Linked DNA regions of Homo sapiens: region 1 is linked to region 2. Evidence: read pairs that join two places in POLR2A ChIA-PET (ENCODE). Cell type or tissue: HepG2. All regions are shown on one strand. Each heading gives the region's core, and the rest is flanking DNA. Links, peaks and the distances in the headings are about the cores only.

Region 1 (8,328 bases), core at 3,626-6,125, 110 kb after region 2:
AAGGGTGGGGCCTGGCACCGAATCAGTGCTCAATAAACACTGTCTGTTTGTAGTATTTTTGCCTCCAATTGTAGCTATCTGTCTTGTCCACAGCCAAAGAGCCCGGGTGACCCTATGTCAGTGGAAGTGGGGACTAGGGAGAACTGAACCACAAAGGAAGATTCGATCCCCACAAAATGTAAAAGTCAAGCTTGTGGAACTTTCTACTCACCGTCTCCAGGTGGCCCTCAGCCCCACCAGTAGTAATGAACAGTAACCCACTGCCCTCCTGAGGTTAGTGAGAAGTGGCTTAGTGTCACTTTAAAATCAATCCGCAGGGAGCAAAATCCTAAGGGTAGAAGGAGAGGCTGCCACTTGAAAAAGAAGAGGAAGGCAGGGTAAGGCCTAGGTCTTGCAGCAAAAAAAGAAAGTGCATCTCAGGAGGCCACCTGAGCCGGGAAGGCGCGTTCCCGACGTGCCTCCATTCACAAGACGTCCAGGTGGATTTAGCGTCTTCCGCTGCCACACGCAAAGATGACTAAGATGCAGCAATAGGCAGCTCACAGTCAGGGACCAGGGAATAAATGCGCAGATAATTCACAACATGACAACTGCGATCATGTCTGGTGACAGGGACTCAGAATTAAGAGCCCCGGTGCCCAGGGATGGCCAGGGAAGGTCACAGAGGCCGCAGAGCTGCAGCCGGGTCTATCTCAGGCACCGCTTATTCACCTCTGTACCCCAGAACCTGGCACTGTCCAAGAAGATGCTGGTATCCACGTGGTTGCTCAGTGAGTGAGTGGATGAGTAAATGAATGGAAGGAGTTACTAAAACCAATTATAAAGTCTGACTGGTCAAGGTGGTTCAAGCCTGTAATCCCAGCACTTTGGGAGGCCAAGGCGGGTGGATCACGAGGTCAGGAGTTTGAGACCAGCCTGGCCAACATGGTGAAACCCCATCTCTACTAAAAATACAAAGAATTAGCCGGCCGTGGTGGCACGTGCCTGTAATCCCAGCTACTCAGGAGGCGGAGGCAGCAGAATCGCTTGAACCCAGGAGGCGGAGATTGCAGTGAGCTGAGATCGCACCATTGCATTCCAGCCTGGGCAACCGAGCAAGACTCCGTCTCAAGAAAAAAAAAAAAAGTCTGTAGCAGTGAAACAGCAAAAGAACTAACATTTTTGTTTGAGGGGCCTTTATCCATTCTTACACAGAGGCTAGGATAATTTTAGAGCATTAAGATAATATGCAAAAAGAGCAAACGTGTAGCTTTGAAATTAACTCTGGGATTAAAAGGAAAGCATGTAAACAACTAGCTATGTTTTGTTAAAGATTTATAGGAGCACTGCGACCTGATCAAGGACAAAGATGTTCCCAACCTCCTAGGACCTTCACTGGTGCCCAGATGTCACTGGTCCTTGGTTACCTCTTGATCCCAACAGCCTCTTTTTCCCACTGCCCTTAACATAATTAAGAACCCGAAACCTGTACTGACTTAGACGGCACTTTAGACACTTATCTACCATCTTCCTGGTTTGCTGGCTCTCCAGATAAACCTGCCACCAACTCTTGTCTCTCGTATTTGGCTTTTGAGCAGTAAGCAGCCAAATCTGGGTTCAGTTACAACTAGACATAAAATTTTTAAAAGAAAATCTAATTTTATTTCTCTGTATCACCAGTCTACAAAGGAAATGCAACTTATTTCTAGTGAATCACATCAGCTGCTGTAGTCTTACTGCAGCAATTCAGGGCAAAAATTAGCAGCAGACATGATAAGAAAAAAAGAAAAAAGAAACTTCCGTGCATCAAAGGGCACAATCAGAGTGAAATGGCAACCCACAGAATGGGAGAAAATATTTGCAAGTCATATATCTGAAAAGGGGTTAGTCCAGAATATATAAAGAACTCCTGCAACTCAAAAACAAAAAAAACAAATAACCAGGTTTAAAAATGGGCAAACGAGTTGAACAGACATTTCTCTAAACAGGATGCACACAGCCACAAACATAAAAAAAAAAGGTATTCAAGGTCACTAATCATTAAAGAAATGCAAATCAAAACCACAATAAGATACTACCTCACACCTGTTAGGATTATCAAAAAAAACCAAATACGTGTTGGCGAGAATGTGGAGAAAGTGGTACTCTTGTGCACTGATGATGGGAATATAAAATGGTCTAGCCACTGTGGAAGACTGTATGGCAGTTCCTAAAAAATGAAACATAGGATATCATATGATCCAGCAACTCCACTGCTGGGCATATCTCCAGAAGAATTGAAAGCAGGGTCTTGAGGAGAGATTCATTTGTACACCCACATTCATAGCAGCATTATTCTCAACAATCCAAGTGTCCAGTGGAATATTATTCAGCGTTGGGAATGAAGGAAATCCTGTCCCATGCTACAACATGGATGAACCTTGAGGACATTATGCTGAGTCAAACAAGCCATTTCTAGGCCAGGCACGCTGGCTCACACCTGTAATCCCAGCACTTTGGGAGGCCGAGGCGGGCAGATCACTTGAGGTTAGGAGTTCGAGACCAGCATGGCCAACATGGGGAAACCCTGTCTCTACTAAGAATACAAAAATTAGCCAGGCATGGTGGCTGTAATCCATGGTGCTTCAGTAGTGCCAGCTACTCAGAGGCTGAGGCACGAGAATCGCATGAACCCAGGAGACAGAGGTTGCAGTGAACTGAGATCACACCACTGCACTCCAGCCTGGGTGACAGAGAGAGACTCTGTCTCAAAAATAAATAAATAAATACGCTATTTCTGGCCAGGTGCAGTGGCTCAAAACTCTAATCCCAGCACTTTGGGAGGCCGAGGCAGGCAATATGGTGAAACCCCATCTCTACTAAAATTACAAAAATTAGCTGGGCATGGTGGCCCATGCCTATAATCCCAGCTACTATGGAGGCTAAGGCAGGAGAATCACTTGAACCCAGGAGGTGGAGGTTGCAGTGAGCCAAAATCGTGCCATTGCACTACGGCCTGGGTGACTTTGTCTGAAAAAAAAAAAAAAAACAAAACCAAATAAGCCATTTCTGAAAAGCCAAATACTGTATGATTCCACTTATGTGAGGTCCCTCGAGTAGTCAAATTCATGGAGATGGAAAGTAGAAAGGTAGTTGCCAGGGGCTTGGGGGAGGAGAAATGGGGAGTTAGTGTTTCATGGGGACAGAATTTCAGTTTTACAGGATGAAAAAGTTCTAGAGATCTGTTACACAAAAATGTAAATGTACTCAACCCTACTGAAGTGGACACTTGAAATGGCTAAGGTGGTAACTTTTGTGTTCTGTGCTCTCTACTACAATTAAAAATAGAAAAAAAAAATTTTTAAGTAACCAGAAGCTGGAGGACCTAGAGCATGGGGGGACTGTCACCCGCAGGCTGTCCTCATAGGAGATTTACAGTGGGGAAGGGAGGGATAGAAGGCTAGAGGACAGCAGGTGCCTGGGGTGCACCTCGTCACCTTTCCTGACACCCCCAAACCACCGATGGCCCTTCCAGGGGGCGAAGAGACCCACTCTCTTCATAAACATCAGCCCCCAGCACCCACCACCACAGAGCAATGTGACTCAGCCCTGCAATGGCAGGGTCAGTGTCCCAGGTGAAAAGAATCGGGAAGGACAGCTTATGGTCACGGACCTTAAATGGATGAGGAGTGAGCACAGGAAATGCTGTCTGTTAGTGAATGGACTGGCCAGGATGGATTGCAGGCTGCTTCCAGCCCCTGTGCCAGGCTCCCTGTGGTGGCAAGACGCCCCCCCTCCCCAATCCCTGCACCCTCTCCCTTGGCGGAGCACCGCCTTGGAAACCCGAGACTCCATGCCGTGCTGGCGAGTTCCCTCCGGGACTCACGTTCTGCCCCTAAATCCCACCCACTGCTGCCACATAATAGGTTGCCCCCTCCCTAATGCAGATGATTGACAAGCCAGTCTGACAGGGCCTGCTCACAAGGGCTCCCTCCTCCAGGGTGGAACCCAGGCAAGGAACAAGGTCCACGACCATGCAGTCACAGGCCCTGTCCCCAGGCTCCCCGTCATGCACACAGCCGTGTCCAGTGACACCAAACTCTACCGACTCACACAGAGTCCAGTGGCTGCAAGTCCCATGCTTTGCGTATGCTGTTCCTTCCCCTGCCTGGAAAGCTCTTCTCAGCCCCATTCCCCACCTTGCTTCCGGCTGAAATTCCTCGACTGAGGGGACCCCTGCTCCTTCAGGAAGCCTCCCGAGCATGCAGCCCACCCCCCCACGCCATCTCCACACTATTGCCCCACCACCAGCTGATCAGCATTCTCCCTTCCCTGGGCCTTCCCTAAGGCCATCCCCTGTCACCTTGGGAATAGTACCACAGCTAGCCAGCCTCCCCACACAGGCTGCTCGTGCAGGTATCTGAATGAATAAGCACTCCCCAGACGCATCTTCCCCTGCCAGACTGAACTTGGACCCCTGCCGCTAGGTTCTGTCCCCTGCTCCACTTTCCAGCCCAGGACAGTGGCCTGAGACCTAACATGATGCTTGCACACTCTGGCCAAGCGGGGGCTCGTGCATCCATTAAATGAAGAACTTGTGTTGCAACAAGAGCCAAGGCTGCAGCCCTGGTGACTCATGACCCAGTCCTGATGGCTGGATTCTACCCACTTCCTCCTCTGCTTCAGGTCAGGGTCACGGTGTTACACACTATGGCTCCTCCTGTTTACCTGCCGCCTGCAGGCCTGAGCTCATGAATAGCCAAGCAAAAGCCTTTGCCCTGAAAACTAGAGTTTCACAGATGTCACCTATGTATCTACTGCAGACTACGGCAGACGTCACCTTGAGAAGGAATGACACGTGCTTCAGAACGTTCTCTCCACTCTTCCACCCACGATACGACCTTACTGGCTAGGACCGTGTGCCAGGTGTGGACCTTTCTGGACCCCAGCTCCTCTTCCCCTCTCTTGCCCCTTTGCTGGGGCCCCGACACCCTCCCATCTAAGGCTGTGCCCTGCCCCAGGACTGACCTGTCCTTTGAGATTAGGAAGCCCTGGCTGAACAGGTCAAGTGGCTCAGGGTCAGCCTACCCTCAGGGAGCAGACTCTACAGGGGCAAGCTGCAGGAACCACCCTGCTCGTGAGTTCAAAGCTCGTCTCACAGCTTACCCTCTCCAAACCTCGGCCTCCTCTCTCCTCAAATGGGTGCTGTGAAGACTGAAGAAAATCGTGCCTGGCCACCTGTAAATGCTGTGAGTAACAGGCACTGCCATGGCTCCAGGATCATTGCTGTCATTATTACCCTACCAGTCCTGTGGGGAGGGCAGGTGCGGGTTCTACCATCTCATCTTTGTTCCATAGCAAGCCCCCCAATCTTGCATTCCAGCTCCAGTAACTCAATCCTTACCTAAGTCGGGTGACTGATTGAGTCTCTGCCCAATTTTTCTGCTCAGTTCCCGGGCCCTCTGAGACCAGAGCCCCTCCATCGCTCCCTGCCTTGCAAGCCACCCAGCAGTGTGCCGGGCCATCTCGCCAGCTGGCTGCTGCACAGCCAGGTTCTGCTGGCCGGAGACCACCAGCAGCTTGAAAGCAGCCAGGATGTGAGTATTTAGACCAGGGAAAGCAGCAAAGCAGACTTTTATTTTTGTTTCTTTTTCTTTATTTTCCCCCTAGGCAGCTGGTTTGCCAGTATCTCCTCAGTCATCCCAGAGCCAGAGCCCCACTCGTTGGGCCCAAGTGGCAGCTCTGTGCCCAGGCCCGGCCACCCCCTAGAGAGCCTGTGTCTAGGAGGCAGCTGGCCTGCTGGCCCCTGCACACTGCAGAGCTGGGCACCTCCAGAGCCCATCCTCCACACTGCCCTGCCTGCACCCACACTGGCGGGCCTCACTTGACCCACACAGGGACTGCAACCATAAAAGCAGCAGAGCCACTTGCCCCCAACCCCGCCCCGCCGAGCCTGGGGCCTCTCCAGGGTCAGGGCCCACTCCAACAAAGAGCATTCTCAAATGCCACCAGGGACACCTTCCAGACAAAGCTGATCCAGTAGCATGCTGGCTTTGAATCCAGGTCAAATACCCAAGATGCACCTTTTTTCCTATTTTGTTTTCTTATTGTTTATTTATTTATTTTTGAAACAGGGTCTCGCTGTCACCCAAGCTGAAGTGCAGTGGTGTGATCAGGGCTCACTGCAGCCTCAACCTCCTAGGTTCAAGTGATCCTCCCACCTCAGCCTCCCAAGTAGCTGGGACTACAGGCCCATGCACCACCACCACACTGGATAATTTTTGTATTTTCTGTAGAGACAGGGTTTCACCATGTTGCCCAGGCTGGTCTCAAACTCCTGGGTTCAAGTGATCCTCCCGCCTTGGCCTCCCTAAGTGCTGGGATTACAGGCATGAGCCCCAGGCCCAGCCCAGAATGCACTCTTAAATGTTGCTGGAGTCAGAAATTTTGTTCCGAGTAAATCACCAAGGGGAGTCTGGGGTCCTGGCTGCAGAAATGTCATTTCTGCGTCAAAAACAACCAGCAGCCTCTGTAAGAAGCCCTCCCTGCAAAACCCCAGTAAGCATTCTTGAAATGGTGAGGGTGGGCCCTCCACCCTGACCCACCCATAAAGCCGGGCTGGGGCGGGCGAGCACACACTTGGGGAACCCACCCTGGAAGAACCAAGGCAGGCACCGGAAGCCCCCAGGGAGGGTTTTCTGATGCTGCTCTCAATGGGCTCATCCTCAGCTCTCAGGGAAAAGTCAAGAGTCCTGAGTGACATAGCCCCCCAGGGTCCCAGAAAGCTAAGGATTCATGAACACGCGCTGACTGTCAGAACTGAAAAGGCCTTAGAAATGCTGGACGATGGGCTGGGCGCAGTGGCTCACGCCTGTAATCCCAGCACTTCGGGAGGCTGAGGCAGGCGGATCACCTGAGGTCAAGAGTTCGAGATCAGCCTGGCCAACATGGCAAAACCCCATCTCTACTAAAAATACAAAAATTAGCTGGGTGTGGTGGCATGCACCTGTAATCCCAGTAATAATCCCAGCTACTCAGGAGGCTGAGACAGGAGAATCGCTTGAACCAAGCAGTGGAGACTGCAGTGAGCTGAGATCGTGCCACTGCACTCCAGCCTGGGCGACAGACTGAGACTCTGTCGAGAAGGGGGGGGGAGGGGAGGGGAGGGGAGGGGAGGGGAGAAGAGAAGAGAAGAGAAGAGAAGAGAAGAGAAGAGAAGAGAAGAGAAGAGAAGAGAAGAGAAGAGAAGAGATGAGATCCTGGATGATTAACACTCCCAGAAAAAGCCAAATGTAGCATCCATTCATCTCTGCCTGCTGTCCAAACCACACACAAGTGACGGTAAGGGAATAAAATGGGGGCTAAATCCACAAAGACAAAGAGACCACAGAGGAAAAGATAAATGAAGGATCTCATGGTGACAACTAAAGACAGTGTACGTGACAACCCCAGCACAAAGAGGGTGCCTAACGCATGGCACTTAACCACTATCACCAAATTTTAATAGCGCAGCTCAAATTTCAGTTTTAGTGTCCTTGAAACCCAAGGAAAAAAAATATGGATCTTTATTTTTCTATGTAGAAACTCCCACTTACAAGTCTGGGCTCAGTGTTTTGTTGCTACAGTGATATTTTTCAACCATGTCTTTTTAAATGTTTTCATTATGAATCCCCAAAATATAGTTTGTCGGTAAACTTGAGGTCAAACAGCAGACTGATTTTAAGATGTGTTCAATGAAGCAAAAATGCCAGTATTTGCCTTCTTAGAGGGACAAAATGGTCAAAACTCAGTAAGAGTGGAGAAAAGAAAGGGAAAGAATAAATGAAAGCAGAAGACAAGGAGAAAAGAGGTGAAAATAGGTGGGCTAAGGAGTAAAGGAACTGGGAGAAAGGACCGAAGGTGTCAGGAGAGCTTGGTGAATAACAGGCATTTCCTTCCACCTGCAGGACGCTAAAACCACACTGGATTCGCTGCATTATCCTTCAATGTCTCCTCCCCTGACTCCCTCATCACTCACCCAATTATCTGCTACCCCGACTCCTCCCTTGCCCCTGGTCCACCCCAAAGGCTATGGCCCAGGGAGCATGGGGAGGGTCCCCCAGTCCCACCCTCAAGGCACTGTGGGAGCTCAGGCCCTGACTCAGGACCCCTGAGCTCTGATCCTGCATCCTCCCTGTCTCAGTTAAGGGACCTGAGGGACGCTTTTCACCCTAAATCACCTAAGCCTCAGTTTCCTTAGGACAGCAGGCAATGTCTCCCAGGGCTGCCGAGTCGAGGAGGAGGATAGAGGTACTGTTTTGCCCATAAACATGCTTCCTAAGCCTTTGTAACTTGCTAATTTCCTCTGATACTTCCATTGGCCCTAAATAG
Region 2 (8,328 bases), core at 3,838-6,337:
CTGTGTACAGGTTTTTAAACAAATACGAACTAAGGATAAGTGCAACAACCTAGATGGGTCTTAGTGAATTATGTAGAGTGAAAAAAGCCAGTCCCAAAAGGTTTCACACTATATGATTCCATTTATAACAATCTTGAAATAACAAAATCATAGAGATGAAGAATAGGTTAGCTGTTTCCTGGGATTAAGGTGAGAATGGCACAGGAAGAAAGGGGGCATGGCTATAAAAGGGCAACACAAGTGATCCTTGCAGTGGTGAAAATGTTTTGTTGCTTGACCATATTAAGGTCAATGTCCTGGTTGCTGTCTTGTACTACAGTTTTGCAAACTGCTCCCATCTGGGGAAATTGGTGAAAGATACACAGGATCTCTGCATTCTTTCTTAAAATTCTTTCTTAAAAGATAAAACATTTAATTTTTAAAAATTAAAATAAAATGGAAATCACACTAAACATACATTTGTATTTTATAATTTTTAATATTTCATGAGCATTTTCTCATTGTCTAAAATATTTTTATGTATTATATTTTTTGATTTCTTTATACATCAACTATGGGTGTACTATAATTATTTGATTATTTCTTTTCCTTATGAGCTTGGATTGTTTCAAATTTTTTTATTATTATGAAAACTGATGAGAAGAACTTCCTGGTGCCCTTTTTTTTTAGAAAAAAAATTGTTGAGATATAAGTCACATACCATGTAATTCACTCATTTAAAGTGTACAGTTTAACATTTTAAAAATAATTCAGTGTTGTACAACCCTCACCACAATCTAATTTTAGAATATTTTTGTTCTGCTAAAATAAACATCATACCCATTAGCAATGAATCTGCATCTTCCCAACTTTCCTACTCCAAACTTAAGCAACCCTACTCTACTTTTAGCTTTACAAATTTGCCTATTCTGGATTTATATAAACAAAGTCATAGGATGTGGTCTTTTGTGCCTGGCTTCTTTCACTTAGCGCAGTGTTTTCAAGGGTCATCCATGTTGCAGCAAATATCACTACTTCATACCTTTTTACAGCAGAATAATATTCTACTATATGGATAGATCATATTTTATTTTTTCAATAGTGGTGAATATTGGGGTCTTTTCACTTTTCAGTTAGTATAAATAGTACTGCTATAAACACATACAATTTTTCTGTGTGGACACATGTTTTCATTTTCTTGGGCTTACACCAAGAGTGGAATTGCTGGGTCATACGGTAACCCTATGTGTAACTTTTTAACCTGGTGCCCATTTCTGATTATTTCTTGAAGACACTGTCCTAGAAATGAAAATAATTGGTCAAAGCCCATAGTCACCTTTATGGTTTCTGATTCATATTGCCAAATTACACATCTAAAAATTGTGCCAACTTCTGCTCTCACTGTCGTGCAGGACAATGCTTTCATGGTACAATTATGAACTCCAGAAGGTCTCCATGATCTGATCCTCTGTCATCTGATCTCAGTTTGGGTCCACGGGACTCACGAGGCAGCCCCCTCCTTTTCTAGATCAGGCTTTGTGAAGCAGCCAGAAGACCTGGTTCTCCCAAGCCTGCTACTTGCTGGCCATGTAACCTTGAGCAAGTTATTTCCTCCTCTGCAAAAGGAAGACAATACCCTCCTGCCTACTTCACTCAGACGTTCTGAAGATCGATGTAGCAATGTGGTGTAGACATGCTTTTGTAACGTGGACACACCCAGACAGGAATAAGTCTTGTCCAGGGAATATTTTTTGACAAACACTGCTTAACTGGTTTGTCCTCTGAGTGTCACAACTTTTGGCAGAACTTGGTAGTTGGAGGTCAGTGGTTGGCTGGTTCAGGTATATCTACTTTCACAGAACTTGAGAACAAACAAATTTTTTTCTCATATGAATTTGACTGCACTGCATGATTTTGATGTGTTATTTATTAAGCTGAACAACACACACACACCCACGTACATGTGCACACACACTACCACCAGTGGCCAAGTCAAGGAGGGACAAAGAAGGTGAAGGTGCCCTTGAATCTATTCTTCAACAGTGAAGTTTTTGTTCTTACTGATAAAAGTTCTTCCTTCCATTGAAATGAAACTCTCCCCCCACAGAAATTCTCATCAGTAGTCTTTGCTTGGCCCTCAGTCCTGTGGCCATGCCCCATTGCAAAGTTTTTCTCTAAGACTCTTCCCACAAGCCCAGTGCCTTCCTCTGCAACCAGGAGGACAGTGAGGTCCCCCTGGCCAGCTGATGGCTCCACACCGAGCCCAAGGTGACCTGTGCCTGTTCCCTGGTCAGCATGCTGGCATCTGTACTACTGGGCATTTTTCCATTGGTTCATGGGAGGTCCTGCCTAACTGTGGGATGATGAGAAGACAGAAGAGGCCACTATGACCAGAGGTGGGCCAGTGACCTGGAATCAGGGCTGGCTGTGGCCTCACTGGGTGCTGATGAGCATCTGGCCTGGGGCCTGGGAATGAGATCCCACCAGATGGTCCCCAAGGAGCTGTGTGTGTCCAGTGGAGAAGGCCTGTATCTTACTCAACTTTCTTTGCTAGACCCAGAAGGTTTATTTGAGAGGGGAAGATATTTAATTAAGTAAGATTAGCTGCTAGGTAGTAACTGCCTCCTATGTTCCAGCACTGTACATAGGTCATCTTTAATCCTCACAGCAATCTCCCAAGTAGGCATCACCACCCATTTCTCAGATAAAGAAACTGAGACTCTGCGAGGTTAAGTCACTTGCCTGAGCCCATAAAGCTAGGGCCAGCAGAGCAGCCTTTGCAGCCAGGTCTCACAGACTCCAAAGCCCACACTTTCCTCATTTCATGATCACACTGTCTGTGAGCTGGAGCCCCACACCCAGGGCTGCCCTAGCCCGCTGTGCAAAGGGTCAGCCCAGCAAGAATGGAGGTTCCCGGAGCCAGCAAGGACCCTGCCCAGGGCTGGGTTCAAAGCACCAGCTTTAACAGCTGTCGGAGGGAAAGCAGTGAGCAAATGTGCTCAGTGTCTCAGTCCCAAAAAGGTGGATATGGCCGCGCCCACCTGAGCCGGAGTCCCTCTCCCAGTCCCTGGGTGGCTTGGGCCTTCTTGTGTTTGTTCTGGCTTCTCGCCTTCTCCCCTCTTCCCCTGCAAAGCCCTTTGTGTAATGGGTTTTCCCTTCCAACTCAATCTCAAGAATTGTTTAGCCAAGGAGGGCCCTTGAGTCTCTCCCTGGGTGTTTGTTTTTGTTGAGAGGAAGCGCTAGTTATGAGTCAGTCCACCAGCAGCATATCCGAGAGCAGGCCCAACGCGGTGGGGCGCGTGCTCTGCTGATCCGCAGCCATCCGGGTTCAGCCCAGCCTGGCCAGCAGCTGCGGGTCACCAGCCAGAGCCATCACAGGGCGGGTTGTTAGGAGCAGTGTGTGGCAGGCATGACCCTCCTGGTGGGGGACAGAGGGGACGGTCCCCAGGGAAGGGAGCCACAAGGCAGACCACAAGCTGGACAGAAGTCAGGAACGCAGGCTGAGGAAAACCATTGCAGTTCTGTTCTAGGAGCCCAGAATGCCAGAGCCAAGGACACCCTCCTGAAAGACAGTGCAGCCAACAGAGGCATGGCCCCACCTGGGCAGGAGGGTGCCGGCCGGCTGAAGGTACCAGTGGGCTGATCTACCTGAGGGACTTGGCAAGGCTAGAGGAGTCAAGGCCAACCTGCAGCTCTGGGCGTCCTAGAGCACATGCCAAAGGCTGTCCAACCATTCGGAAGACCAAGCAGCACAGCGTTGTCACCACACACAAAGTCACAGAAGCCTCCCTCTCCAGGTGTGTGATGACCATGAGGACTGGCCCTGGTTCTTCCTGCGGGCCTCACCTGTGTAAAGAATGTCTGTCTTCTATCTACCACCCTCCCAAGGATGCAGTTGAAGGAAAAAGAAGCATAAGACAGATTTTCTGCCCTCCAGAGATGTGGACTAAAAATCGGAATGAAAACATGGATGCACAAAACAGACAACAAGGCAACGCTTTCCATTGTTAACGGTGTGAGTTACAGAGCAGCAGTGTGGGTCAGCGCCTGCTCAGCCAGAGCTGAGTCTTCTCCTGCACTTCAGCACCAGCCCTGCCCACACAAAGTCCTGGGCATCGCACTGCACCAGGAGCTCTGACATGAACAATGCCCAGTGATATTTCACAATCACCCCGCCCTTTTATGTTTTGTCTGTCCTTCTGGGCAGGTGCGGGCTGGGCACTGCCCTGCCTGCTTTTAACAGATAAAGAAATGAGCCCAAAGGAAGAAAAGCTCATAAATGTTCACAACGTCACCTGCTGAGTCAAGGCACAAACATCTGACATTCTCCCCTCTCTGGCTGCCAAAGGAGAGAACTGGGCCTGGCTGGTTAGTTCCACCCCATGAGAGCCCCCCAGAAATGCCCACCTAAGAGACTGGTTCCCCTGCCCATGAGCCTGCCCCCACCTAGCCCAGCCACCTAAGAACACACAGGCTTTCTCCAGCAGCCAGTGTGTCTGGGAGGAGGAGACCTTTTCTTTTTGGCCCACTTGCTGGTTTCTCTCAGCACAGCTGGGCTCAGTGACACTGGATTTTGGGCATTACAAGCACGAGTCTTAGAAGCAAAGGCATAATTGCCCCCCACAGGCATTGTTCCATCTGCTGGAAGAATGAATCAATAATATTGTATTAACCCCAGAAGCAGGGCTGCCATGTTCAGTCTGACAGGTTGCACACTGCACAACTGCAGGGGGGCACCAGCCACATAGTGACCTGCCTGGAAGAATTTATAATTTAATGAGGACAAACAAATCTTAGCATAGATCTCACTGTACTAGAGACAAAAGGGTTAGAATCAAGCAGACTTTTCCACAGCTAGCACTAGGGATGACAGTAAATGACAACAGGCTGGGTACGAGGGGCTTGGTCCCAAGCCCAGCTCAGACAGCAACTAACTGACCTTTGGCAAGAGCCTCGGTCACATCACTTCCAACAAGAAAAAGCACAGGAAAGCCCTGCGGGAGCGTCTAACTTAAGTACTAGGTAGCATCATTTTAAAAGTGAAACTCTGGCTGGACTAACAGCCCTTAGCCGTTCCTTCTGGCTGGGCCGTGGTGCAATTTTTTGATATAACAGGTGGGATCACCAGGGGCAGAGGACTCAGAGATGGGGGAGAGCAGGAAGAGTGAGCTGGGTGAGCCCTGCCCAAACACTCCAAGAACACGGAAGCAAACACACGCCCTTCGACCACTTCGCTTATTTTTTTCACCCCCTCTCAGGCCGGAACAAAGAGCCTTTTTGTGAGTTTAATGGTGTCTGACTTACTCAGCAAACTTTTCTGTCTCCTTTGCTGTGAGGAAAAAAACAAAGCTCTCTGTCCGGTTTGTTAGGTTCCTTTGAAGAGCTTGCTGCTTGGGTTTAGGCAAACAGGAACCCAGCTGGCACCGCCCTGGTCAGGGCGCTTTCTGGGAGACTTTCCCCAGGCCTCGTCTGGATCCGGGCTGAAGAGGGGGTGGAGAGAGGTGGGCACAGAACAAAGGGTGAGGGCACCTAGCAACCTTCCAGGACAGGTGTTACAGCTGATGCTCCTGAGCAAGCTCTACCTAAAGGAGTTCATTGAATCCTCACCACCCCTCTGAGGGAAAGGACCATGTCCCCACTGCCTGGATCAGGAAACGCAGACTGGCCGAGGTCAAGGACTTTGCCAGCGGTCACACAGACAGGGAGTCCACCCCCAACACCTTTACTCTTTCCACTCACTGAGTCCACCCCCACCCCAGAGATCCCCCAGCCTTCGCTCATCCTTTCCTCATCCTCCCAGAACCCAGGATCTGCAGAGCAGGAAGTTCAATAGCCAGGCCTGATGTCGTTAGTCAGTCCTGGGGACAGGCATCCTTTCCTGTCCCCTGTGAGTTCAAATTCCAACTCAAGCAACATACAAACGCCAAACTCAGCTCACACCTCCGGCTCTGAGCTGCAGGGTCCACTTGTGGGGAAGGGGAGACAGCCCAGCTCCCTCCCTCCCTCTCCCTTATCCACACACATACACACACTTGCACACACACAAAGACACACATGCACATGCATGCACACACACACTCGTGCACACACACACGCCTCCTGGCATGCCACAGGGAGATAACGCACACAGCCACCTCCCAGTGACCACAGAGCTCTATCTCAGGGTGACGTCACCTCATACACAGCTCCCAGTTCACTCTAAGTGATTCATCGAGGGCGTAAACTCTGAGGGCGATGGAGGCATCAGGGTACAGAGATGAAGTCAGTTTAGTGCCATTTCCTATCCATGGGCTCCCCAGAAGTAAGAGAGAAAGGAAGGAAGGCCTTTTAAAAGTCCACATTGGAGCCAGTGACTTGTGGCTTTCCCTTGCAGAAAAGAAACTTTGGCAACAGCTAGTAGTCATCTTCTCCTGAGCCCGCCAATCTCACAGCCCCCTCCACACACACACACACACACACACACACACACACACACACACACACAGAGCTGCAGCTGCAGCACTGCCTAGCTGGCCCCCAAACACTGTAGCGCTGAACAGACCAAAGATGGAGACACTAACTGTGATCATCATAACCAGTGTGCACTGAACACTCAGCACGTGCCAGGCTATGCTAAGCCCTTTCCATGTGAAAAAGAAATTTCCACTTGATTCCCACGACAACTCAACAAGGTAGGAACTGTTAAAAGAAAACTTTAGACGAATTAAATTTAAATTAATCTAGCAATCAATTGAGTTTCATTTGAAATGAATTGAGTTTAATTAAGCAAAGGATTCATGAAGTGGGCAGCCCTCAGACCAGAAGAGGTTCCAAGGGCTGAGCTCCACTCCACAGTGTGGGCAGGGAGTGTTTATAGACAGAAAATGGAAGTGAGCTGCAGAGACAGCTCATTGGTCACAGCTTGGTTTGCCGTGTTTGAACATGGACTACTCAGCAGCCACCTGCGATTTATAGAAGCTCAGCTGCTGTGATTGGCTAAGACTCGGCTATTTCTTACAAAAGTACACTCCTAAGCTAGGCCTGCAGTTCATTTGCTGCTAAGGTCGCAGTTGGACTCAAAGTGCAGAGGCATCCTCAGACCAAATTTGGTTTAATTTAACCCTACCATTATTCCCATTTTTCAGATGAGGAAAGTAAGGCTCAGAGCTCGGGTAACGCCTCCAAACTCCCACATCTAGTGAGTGGCAGAAGAGCCGTGGCCAAAACCTGCGCTTTCTGGCCGGAAAGCCCAAGCTCTTCCCCGCTCCAGCGTGGAGCTTCTCTGCCATTTGAACCACCTGTGCTCAGATGACTCTCAGCCCTATCCTGCTCTGCTTGGCCGGGCCCAGAGCCCATCCCATTCCATCTCCTCCATCCCCGCTTCCTTCCATGTTGTCCCCTGCAGCTTCTTGTCTGCACCACACTGTGGAGTCCAGCAAGGTGACTCAGGGAAGGGACAGGAGATGCAGCTACCTCCTGGTTCCTGGAAGCTTCTGACATCCCAGGTGGCCTCTGAAGATCTGCAGAATAGGGTGGGTGTGGGAGCCCAGGTGGAGAGAGGCTGTGGTCAGCTGCATAGTATCACCCCCAAAGATGCCCTCCTCCTGATCCCTGGAGCTTGGGAACACGTGACCTCCCTTTGTGGGGGTGATTGGGTTATGAACCTGGATCTGGAGAGATGACCCTGGATTATTGGGTGCACCAGGAGTCATCCCAGAAGCGCCTTATAAGAGGCAGGCAGGACTCAGCGCTGATGGTAAGAGTCAGTGGAGAAAGAAGTACCTTATAAGAGGCAGGCAGGACTCAGCGCTGATGGTAGGAGTCAGTGGAGAAAGAAGCAATGCCAGGAAGGGGCCTCAAGAAGCCAAAGAGGCAGAAAGATTCTCCCCTGAAGGGTCCGGAAGGAACCAGCCCTTCCAGCACCTTGGTTTGGACTTCCGACCTGCAGGCTGCGGGAGCGACATTTGCGTGGTTTAAACCACTGTGTTTGTGGCAATTTGTTGCAGCCACCCCAGGAAACTAGTCCAGAGAGCACACCAGAACCTCGGGGACTTATTGGCGACTATGCTAGGCGGCTGGGGCGGCCTCAGCAAAATGCCCCAGGCTGCCGGCTTGACCAACAGAGACAGATGCACTCACAGTTACCAGCACTGGCAGGGCTGCTTCCTCCAAGGCCTCTGCCCTCAGCTTGCAGATGGCCGCCCCTTTGCTGCCTCCTTGCACGGCCAGTCCTCCAAGCCACCTGCCCCTGGAGTCACCCTCTGGGAGTCCTAATGTCTTCCTGTAAGGACACCCATCAGACTGGCTCAGGGCCCACTCACATGACCTCATTTTAACTTAATTACCTCGGCAAAGACCCTCTTTCCAAAC

The links. ChIA-PET counts read pairs that join two places held together with the same protein. Peaks named below come from ENCODE experiments on the same cell type or tissue, not always from the same donor. Only the 100,000 strongest peaks of a DNase experiment are listed, where the experiment ranks them.
Region 1: POLR2A ChIA-PET joins it to region 2 with 7 read pairs; 1 of 35 experiments calls an interaction of 5 or more read pairs at or near these places.

What each region holds. Positions count from the first base shown.
Region 1 is chr10:5,655,430-5,663,757 of GRCh38, forward strand. All of the region lies in intron 1 of ASB13 (ankyrin repeat and SOCS box containing 13), which reads right to left. Among named protein-coding and RNA genes, the nearest start is that of ASB13, 7.0 kb to the right of the region's middle. RefSeq lists an enhancer at 5,579-6,315. In HepG2, for the core only: no CTCF peak of the experiment used is centred there; DNase peaks (open chromatin) are centred at 3,932 and 4,622; H3K4me3 peaks cover 989 bases.
Region 2 is chr10:5,542,904-5,551,231 of GRCh38, forward strand. LOC105376380 (a long non-coding RNA gene) reads right to left here. Exons shown (of 4, transcript XR_930611.3): 2 at 8,098-8,239; 3 at 7,741-7,907; 4 at 6,715-7,478. Among named protein-coding and RNA genes, the nearest start is that of CALML3-AS1, 21 kb to the left of the region's middle. RefSeq lists an enhancer at 3,469-3,968. In HepG2, for the core only: no CTCF peak of the experiment used is centred there; DNase peaks (open chromatin) are centred at 4,169, 5,298, 5,818 and 6,158; H3K4me3 peaks cover 1,930 bases.